Linked DNA regions of Homo sapiens: region 2 is linked to region 1. A link is a contact called in ENCODE Hi-C or POLR2A ChIA-PET data. All regions are on one chromosome and are shown on one strand. The core of a region is the stretch at or near the end of the contact, and the rest is flanking DNA. Distances in the headings are between cores, read along the strand shown.

Region 1 (4,768 bases), core at 1,763-4,262:
AAATGCAGAAAAAACACCTGACAAAATCCCATGCAAATTCATGATTTAAAAAACGTTATGGGGGACAACTGGATATCCATATGCAAAAAAATAAACTTAAACTCTTACCTCATACCATACACAGAAATTAACTTCAAATAGATCACATTCAAAAAGTTAAACAAGGCTGAGCATGGTGACTCACAACTGTAATCCCAGCACTTTGGGAGGCCGAGGCGGGTGGATCAACTGAGGTCAGGAGTTCGAGACCAGCCTGACCAACATGGTGAAACCTCATGTCTACTAAAAACACAAAATTAGTTGGGCATGGTGGCACATACCTGTAATCCCACCTACTTGGGAGCCTGAGACAGGAGAATCACTTGAACCCGGGAGGTGGAGGTTGCAGTGAGCCTAGATCACACCATTGCACTCCAGCCTGGGCAACAAGAGTGAAACCTTGTCTAAAAAAAAAAAAAAAAGTTAAACATACACCAAGCATGGTAGGTCATGCCTGCAATCCCAGCACTCTGGGAAGCCAAGGCAGGTGGATTGCTTGAGTCCAGGAGTTCAAGACCAGCCTGGGCAACAAGGTGAAACCCCATCTCTGTTTATTTAATAAAAAATAAAACATTTTTTAATTTATATTAAAAAATTTTAAGTTAAACCTAGTCAGCGCATGACCCAGCAATCCCACTCCTACATATATACCCAAAAGAACTGAAAACATGGCCACATAAAAACTTGTACATAAATGTTCATAACAGCATTATTCATCATAAGAGCCAAAAGTAGAAACAATCCAAATGTCTATCAGTATAGGAATGGATGAACAAAATATTGTGAATCTATACAATGGAATATTATTTGGCCATAAAAAGGAATGAAGTTCTCATACATACTACAACATGGATGAATCTTGAAAACATTATACTGAGTGAAAGAAGCCAGGCGTTAAAGGCCACATATTATATGACTCTATTCATGTGGAATGTCTAGAATAGGCAAATCCATAGAGACAGAAAGGAGAGTAGTGATTTCCAGGACTAAAGGGAGGGAAAAGTGGGGAGTGACTATGAATAGATATGGGGTTTCTTTTTGGTGATTAAAATGTTCTCGAATTAAATAGGGGTGATATTTGTACAGCTTTGTAAATATATTAGAAACACATAATTTTACCTTCTAAAGTGTAGGCTTTACAGTATGTGAATTATATCTTAGTAAAATTATTTTTAAAAAATGGATCCCAGACCTAAACGTAAAACCTGGTAGTCTGGGGCTGGGGTTGGGGCTGGAACTGAGTACTGACTGAAAATTGACTCAGGAGGATTCTTTGGGATGATGGAAATGTTCTAAAACTGGATTGTGATCATGGTTGCTCTTTATAAACTTACTAAAAAATCATTGGATTGTTCATTTATAATGGATGATTTTACGGTATGTAGGTTTCACCTAAATAAAGCTGTTTATAAAATGAATCCAGTGAAAACAGAAATCAAAACATCACATGGTAAACAGTTGGGGAGAAGCTGGGATGAGAATGTATCTTAAAAATGAAATAAAGGAGGATAGGAGGTACTGGGGTAATGAATGTTATGTTTCTTCACCTCTTTATGGGTTGTAGTTTGTGAAAATTCATTGAGCTGTACTTTTGTGATATATGCACTTTTATGTATGTATTTCATATCACAATAAAAAGTTTCTTAAATGACATGGGCCTAGGAAGGGCCATGAATGAGCCAATTAACGAGTTACAGAAGCTGTGAAGCTCAGCTGTGCAGCTGCTCTTGGGTCTCTGTGAGATTTTCTGCCTTCCTTATTGCCACCATTTTACAGTAATACCCATTTCTAGAGCTAGCCTGAGCAAGTTTCTGTTTCTTACTATAAAAGAGCCTCATTAATACATCCACAAATACAGCTACTGAAATGAATGAAATCCACAAATACACCTCCAGAAGGGCAGGGGATTTTGTATATTGCTAAATCCCCAGTGTCTAGAACAATATCTGTCACACAGTAAGGTCTTAATGTACATTTCTTGAATGAGTAAACGAATGAGCAGAGGAATAGCTGTAGAGGAAGGAAGGTGTAGAGCAAGAGACTTGTAAACACAGACATTTTTCAATGCAGCCTAGCTAGAGTCGGGGGTGGGGGTCAGAGGATGAATAATGCCTCCTGGGAATGTCAGGAAAATGTCACAGAGGAGGAGATCTGAGAGCTGAGTCTTGAAGGATGAGTAGGAGTTTGCCAGGGAAAGAATACAGGAGAGTAGGATAGACAGAAATAAACACAGATAAAATCACACTGTTCTGAAAGAGGCTGGCACTCTTGGGGATCCTAAGAAGGCTCATGTGGCAGAAGGGCAAGGTCACAGTTGAGGACAAGTGAGAGATAAGGCTGGAGAGAGAAACTGGGGGTAGATGGAGAGGCTCACCTATTCCCAGCCAAGACACTGCAACTGACTCCCGTAGGAATCACAGCCAGGAGAGAATTTTTAGCAGGGGTCAAAATGGCTTTTTAGGAAGCTCACTTTGGCTGAGGCAAGAAGAGTTTCTCCTCTGAGTTCATGGGCCATCTCCTCTGTTGGTACCTACACGTCCTCTCCTGTATGTCTCTCTCTTTCTCTGCATTCTCTTCTCTCTCTCTCCCTCCCCCTGCCCCATGTTTTCATATCTAGATATCTCTTTTCTGCCTGTGGATTTCTTTCCATTTTTCTCTCAAGACATCACTCCTTGAAAATGTCCCTCAACCCCTTCCAGCTTACTTGTGCCCAAACAGCTTCGATTCCATCTTCAGGACTCATTCATCTCCACCAGGCTGGAGTCCTTCATAAAGAAGTAACACAAGATTTCCTCTTGAACAACAAGCTCTTCCGGGCTTCACCAGTTACAGATGAGAAGCCTGGAGGAAGGGGGGGTGTCTGAGCCACCCTCTACTTGGCCCAGAAAGAGTGGGCCACCACCCTCCAAGACCTGCATGGATCCAATGAAGCAAAAACACCATGCTCTCCTCTCAGACATCCTGATGCCACTCACAACGTGAAAGGGGCCAATGGCTCAGAAGCCACTGCCCTTCCGGTCTCCTCCAGCAAATCCTAATACCCAGTTCTCATGCCGATGACCTTCCGCTCTGAAATGCTTCCTGGCATCCACCCATCCTCCCAGGGGCTGGACAACTAGGTCAGGGAGAAAACAGCCCCTCTACCATGCTGAGACAGGGACCCCTCTCCAGGACAATTCTCTTCCCTGAGACAAGAGGGTCAAACAGCTCTCCTAGACATGACCTCAGAGATGTGCAGCCAGGGCCCTGGCCCAATTTATTACCACGGGGCTATAATTAGGTTTGTTAACATACAGTCGAGTGTAGTCTTGTTGACTAGGAACTTAATCACGTTACTATTGAGTTCCTGTACGTATTGCTCGGGGTGACTGTTTTACTTGTAGAGTTATAGCCAAGCCCAACGGGAGGAAATTAGCTTTGGACACAAGTTTGGAGGGGGGTTCTTTTTCCTCCTGACTTTGTCTCTCTCTCTCCCCCCTTCCATGTGAAAATATTTAGCAAACAGTGACAATGATGAAAAACAGTAGGAAACAAAATGTTCTACATTAGTATAAAACATGAAAAATGCAGAAGGACCCTTAGCGGTACAACATGTGTTATGCTGGCTGGCAGTCCATTAGCTCTGATAGACATTTCACTTACCTAAGTCAAATATAACAGTCGAGTATTCATTAATATAAGAAGGGGCTGTGGAATCAGAGCTACCATCTGGCTGGGCCGACAGAATAATCTACAACTCATGATTAGGTCTAAGGAGTGGGGTTTCACTTTAATCTTTCTCATTGCTCGAAATTTCCATCTGCGCAGTTCGGCACATCATTTTTCTTCAAGACAAATGTGCTGTTTTTCATGTTCCAAAATTAGATCAGAAGAAAACGATTAATCATGTCACGGCCTGGGAAAGGAAACAAAGCTCCGATACTCTCCTGCTCTCGCTCCCAGCTCCCGCCCCTCCCTGGCCCTGGACGGTTGCAAGTTTCGCTTTTCCCCCCCTCAACCTCTGGGTCTGCGGCACAACTTTGGGAGAGGCCGCCGCCCGCCAGGAGGAGGAGGGCGGGACTGCAGGGAGAGGTGTGAGGGCGCCCCGGGGCCCATGAGGGGGCGCGCCCCTGCCTCCTCCTGCCACCCCTCCCGGGGGTCGCCCAGGCGGGCCCGCCCCGCGCCGTGCCGCCTGCCCCCCGAGTCGGAGTCGCGGGCCCGGCGTGACAGGAAGGGCCCGGAGCCCGCCTCCCGCGCGTCCCCTCCCGGCCGCCGCAGCCCTGTCTGTCAGGCGGCTCGCAAGTCATAACAAATCCCTGGCGCGGGGCTGAAGCTGAGCATTTGCCGGAGCGTCATGGGGATGATGAATGACCCGTAGGCCTTTGAAGTGCTCTGCCAGTTCAGCTGGGTCCGCGGTGCTGACAGAGAAATATACACAACAGCGTAACCAATAATGAGAACATTAAACATTCCTGCGCCGTGACAGGCTGACAGAAAAACCCGGGCCCGCATCAATCATCGCGCAGATAGAACCCTGACAGGCGGCCCCTCGCTGACACCCCCTCCGCGCGCCCTCCCGGGCCTCCCCCTCTTCCTCTCCGGGGTCTCCCTTCTTTCTCTCCGGGCTCCCCGCCGCCCCTCCTCTCCTTCCCCACCCCTCCTCTCTCTTCCTTCCCCGCTCCGCTCAGTGTCCTCCCCCTCCGCCCTGTCCCCTGCCCCTGCCCTTGGGCGACTGCCTTCAGGGCCTCTC
Region 2 (5,117 bases), core at 2,531-5,030, 40 kb before region 1:
TCCCTAGTCTAAGCAGAGAGGTGGCCCAGAAAAACATTCTGAACCAGAGAGTCTCACAACCCATTTCCCATGACGAATCAATGGTTGGTTGGCAAAAGACCTATAGGCTATGTCTTCATAACTTAAATAGCATCAAGATGTATAAAACCATCTTCTACCATACCATTCGCCTTTGCCCCCCAATCTACTTTTCCCCCAGGGACTCCGCCTCCTTGGGGCATCACCAAGGCACAGGTGGCTTGGCTCCTCGCTGGCGACACCCACCCGTGTGTTGGCAGAATAGGCACCTATCACTGGGCTCTCTCTTTAGCTCTTGACAAAATATCTCCCCCACCAGCGTGTCACAGCACCTTGAATGTCTACCACTGGTGGCATACAACAAGCAGTTTTCTAAACATTCAGAGGTTATCTCAGGTGACATTTTATGAGCTAATAAGTGTTTTGGAGGCTCTCCCATCTTCTTTCCGAAGCTCCCCTCTCATGTACTGCCAAGTGACCCGGTGCCTTTGGCCATCTGAATGCCTGACTCTAGCCCCCATTTTCCTCTTCTGACGGCCACCTGAAGTCCTTTTTTTTATACATGAGAGAAACATCTTCCTACTCCAAACAGAGCAAGAAGATTTTTTAGAGGGAGGAGATATTTCAACAACTCTTTCTTTTTTTTTGAGACGGAGTCTCGCTCTGTCACCCAGGCTGGAGTGCAATGGCACGATCTCGGCTCACTGCAACCTCCACCTCCCAGGTTCAAGCAATTCTCCTGTCTCAGCCTCTCTAGTAGCTGGGATTACAGGTGTGTACCATAATGTCCGGCTAATTTTTTGTATTTTAGTAGAGACGAGGTTTCACCACCATGTTTCCCAGGCTGGTCTCAAACTCCTGAGCTCAAGCAATCCACCCGCCTCGGCCTCCAAAAGTGCTAGGATTACAGGCATGAGCCACCGTGCCCGGCCTTCAACAACTCTTTCAATAAAGAGAGGGAGGCAAAGAGCGAGAGTGACTTGGGAGGAGGCTTAGGGTAGAGACAGAATAGGAACTATTGCAGCTGCCTCACTCCCTGCAAGATTCTCGAAGCAGGGCACACCGCTGGTGCCCAATCTGTGTGTGTTCCTTCTCCAAAGAATGGATGATTCCCACAGGCATGTCCCTATGGCGACACCTTCCATTATTTCCTTTACTTTCTGTATCCATTTGCTCTCTCTCCAGAAAGTTCCAGATCTCAGGCACCTTCCCAGACTCTCAAAAGTCCCAGGAGAGAGGAGGAGAGGGATGAGGGCCCTGAGCACTGCTGCCACTCCCCAGAGAGGTCAGGGAAACAAGGCCCAGCTCCCCTTACCAGAAATCCCCTCTCCCCTTGGACCAGAAAAGGGTTAATTTTATAATTGCTAACATCAATTAGATCCTTACAATGTTATGGGCCCTCTGTTAAGCACTTTACACACATGATGTCATTTAAATAATATATTTCTCCTTACTTATCTGATGAGAAAGTGAGACTTGTAAAGTTTAAGTGAGAGACTTCAGGATCAGAATCCAGGTATCTCTTTTTCCAAAGCCAAAGCCTTAAGTACCATCGTCTGTTGTCTTCTACAGTAAGTGTTCCATAAATGCAAGGTGAAAAAAGGAAAAAAGAGAGAGTGAGGGAAAGAGGGCAGAAGGAAACTTTATGTCATTGTAATGCAGGGAATATAGCATCATTTGCCATAAGTAGAAGGTAACATTAACATAAAGACGTTATGATTACAATTTAAAATGTTGGTCTACATGTCATCTAAAGTCACTGTTTCTATTCTTAAGAAACACTGGAACATTTGATCTCTGAGGTCCATTTCTAGCACACAATTCTATAATTTCCAAGGATTAAGTAGCTATTTTCTTAAGATAAACTTCCACGGACCTTGGATGCATGGGTAATAAAATCCTAAGGGCAGATGCTGGGTCTTATTTATCTCTATATTCTCCATAAGCATTTAGTACAACATCTGGCCCAGGGTGAATGTATAGAAGATTAGTTATAAATTCCCTTCCCCTCTCTAGGTATTGGTGTTCCAATCCAAAGAATAAAAGGGCTAGATTAGGTGATCCTGAAGGGTGCTTTTGCTCTGCAAGCCACTGGTCCACTGAACCTAAGTGGTCCTTTCCTTATTGGTTCTCTGGCTTTCTGCTTCATCAGTCCTGTGGTTGGCAAAATTCTAAAGATGGTTCCCCAAGACTCCCATACCCTGGTTATTCAACCAAACACTAATCTAGGTACTGCTGTGGAGAATTTTTTTTTCTTTTGGAGACGGAGTCTAGCTCTTTCACCCAGGCTGGAGGGCAGTGGCACGATCTTGGCTCACTGCAACCTCTGCCTCCTGGGTTCAAGCGATTCTCCTGCCTCAGCCTCCTGAGTAGCTGGGATTACAGGCGCCTGCCACCACCCTAATTTTTGTATTTTTAGTAGAGATGGGGTTTCACCGTGTTGGCCAGGCTGGTCTTGAACTCCTGACCTCGTGATCCGCCCACCTCGACCTCCCAAAGTGCTGGGATTACAAGTGTGAGCCACCGTGCCCCACCGAGAATTTTTTTTTAAGACAGGTTTTCACTTTGTTGCCCATGCTGGAGGGCAGTAGCACGATCTCGGCTCACTGCAACCTTGGCCTCCTGGGCTCAAGCCATCCTCCTACCTTAAGCCAGCCTCCCAAGTAGCTGGGACTACAGGCACGCACCACCACGCCCGACTAATTGTTGTGTTTTTTGTAGAGATGGGGTTTCACCATGTTACCCAGGCTGGTCTCAAACTCCTGGGCTCAAGCAATTCACCTGTCTTGGCCTCCCAAAGTGCTGGGATTACAGGTGTGAGCCACCACACCCTGCCAGAATTTTTCAGATATAATTAAAGACCCAAGTCAGTTGACCTTAAGATAGAGAGATTAGCTGGGTGGGCTTAACCCAGTAAGACAAGCCTTTTAAAAGCAGAGAGTTTTCTCCAGCTGGTAGCAGAAAAATAAGGCAGGAGAATTCAATGCATGGGAATTCTCTGTTGCTGAGATTAAGGGGGCCACATGGAAGGATCTGAGAGTGGCCTCAATAGGCTGAGAGTGACACCCTAGCCAGCAAGAAGATGGGGACCTCAGTCCCACAGTTACCAGGAACTGAATCTGCCAACAACCTGAATGAGGTTGGAAATGGATTCTTCCCCAGAGCCTCCAAGAAGATCCCAGCCTGGCCAACATCTTGATTTTGGCCTTGTGAGATCCAAAACAGAGAAATCAGACAAGCCACCTGGACATCTGACCCACAGAGCTGAGACATAATAAACCGGTGTTGTTTTCAGCTGCTGTGATTGTGGTCATCTGTTATGCAGAAGAAGAAAGTGAGTGCAATTCCCTACCCTATTCCTACCAACCCATGCTCCTTTCCAGAGCTCCCTAACATTTAGCAAATGTGCCTCACTTCTAAGGCAAATAATAATAATAATAACGATGATGATTTGAAAATCAGTTTTGGGAATTTTCAGCTTAGGCTTTTTTTTTTTTTTTGACAATTCTGTATAGGTCTAACAAGGAAGTATTAAATATTGAGTTTCTAATGTGTTTCCAAGTCCTCCATTGGAACATGTAATTTGGACCTAAAATTGTGAATAGACAGGGTGAGTAGAAGCACAGGAAAAGCAGAAGAACAGTTTGCATTGGAGATGCTTAGTAGGTGTAATAGAAGAAGTGAAACTTTGAGGTGGAATAGACTGCAAATTAGCAGACAGACAGGAAGGAGTAGAGATATTCTAGGCCAATAAGGTAGCCCAAAGAAACAGAAGTAGAAATGAGAATGATGTTGGCCAAAGTCAGTTCCTGAGGGCAGGCCAGGTTTCTCCAGTCTTATGATTGGAAACTAGCTACCATGCCATGCTGCCAGTTGATAATGTCAGGGAAATAGATGAAAAGTGTGTTTCTAGTGAGGAATGGGAGATGTCTTAGTCTTGAACAGAGAAAGGTTAAAAGTCTTCAGCAAAAGGTCTGGAAGGATGAGTAGAAGAACAGAAAACAAAAGAACACATGGGAAACATTGCTATGAAACAGATTCAAGTTATGGTGAACTGGAAATGAAGGCCAGGAGGGAGGGACAAAGACAGAGGTTCATGCCTGTGTCCCCACCCACACCACCATGGAAGGGAGGGAGAAGAGATAAACCATCAGCTTCTGAGCCTTGCATGAGCCACCAGGAGATCATATAGGTGGAAGTCTGGACCTTGAATAGATAGGCTTGCTACAAGGAAATGCTCATGTTGGGATAAAGGAGAATTATGGTTAGAAAGATAGGTTGGGGCTAGACTGTTAGTGATCTTGAAAGCCAGAGGTTTTCAATCTTGGCTGAACATTGAAATCACCTGGGGGTCTCTTAGAACTACTGATTTCTAGATCCTATCTCAAAAATTCTAATGTAATTGGCCTGGTTTGGCTGGGTTCTCAAGAGTTTTAAAAGCACCACAGATTACCCTGCTATTCTACCAGGGCTGAGAACAGCAGATGTAGAGTTTGGACTTTATCCAGTAGCCAGTGGAGGCCTATTAAGGATGTGTCACTGAAATTATACAATGGAAAATAATTGGAAGGAAAATTTAGTCAAATAAAAATAATGATAGCAAACGCCAATATAGCATTTTTTGCATCTCAGTGTTCTGGGCACTTTTCTAAGTTTACACACATACACACACACACACATTCTAAATTATGACAACAACCCTATAAGGCAGTGGATACTGTATTATCCACATTTTAGAGATATGAAAACTGAGGCTCAGAAAAGTTAATACCTTGCTCATGATCACAATGCAAGTAAATGATGGAACTGAGATTTGAATCCTGGAAGTTTGATTCCAAAGTCCATACTCTTAATTTTGCTTCTGGATATGGTGGATTGCCTCATATCAGACCGACCTCCTTGCCAAAACCAACTAGGAAATCTGGTTTGAAAATGAAGAAAAGTTAACAGGGAAATGAAGACAAAGATCATGAAGAAAAATGAGGTCATTCATGTGAAGCAGACATCTGACTGCATTTTTCTCCAGAAGTAATTTGCAGATTTGCACACAAACAGTTGAAGGATCCAGAAGCTGAGCAGAGATTTCAGCAGTCTCCTGG

The links. Hi-C counts contacts between places; a loop is a spot of excess contacts on that map. ChIA-PET counts read pairs that join two places held with the same protein, here RNA polymerase II (POLR2A). Pooled maps may share reads with other maps.
Region 2: a pooled map shows a loop between it and region 1 (2.2-fold over the local background). The contact joins the enhancer-like site here to the promoter of ZNF503-AS1 in region 1. A Hi-C loop is called at or near these places in 1 of 168 maps with a recorded cell type or tissue (posterior vena cava) and 2 of 50 pooled maps. POLR2A ChIA-PET finds 5 or more read pairs at or near these places in 2 of 52 experiments (HEK293T and MCF 10A).

What each region holds. Positions count from the first base shown.
Region 1 is chr10:75,294,627-75,299,394 of GRCh38, reverse strand. It overlaps ZNF503-AS1 (ZNF503 antisense RNA 1), which reads right to left and starts at 3,012. Exons shown (of 4, transcript NR_038226.1): 1 at 2,744-3,012; 2 at 321-443. It also overlaps a transcript of ZNF503 not described here. RefSeq lists silencers at 4,132-4,181, 4,202-4,311.
Region 2 is chr10:75,334,779-75,339,895 of GRCh38, reverse strand. All of the region lies in intron 2 of ZNF503-AS1 (ZNF503 antisense RNA 1), which reads right to left. It also overlaps a transcript of ZNF503 not described here. Among named protein-coding and RNA genes, the nearest start is that of ZNF503-AS1, 41 kb to the right of the region's middle. Within about 2 kb of position 3,780, at least 2 of the 41 ENCODE cell types and tissues checked have a DNase peak (open chromatin) inside an H3K27ac peak, as active enhancers do.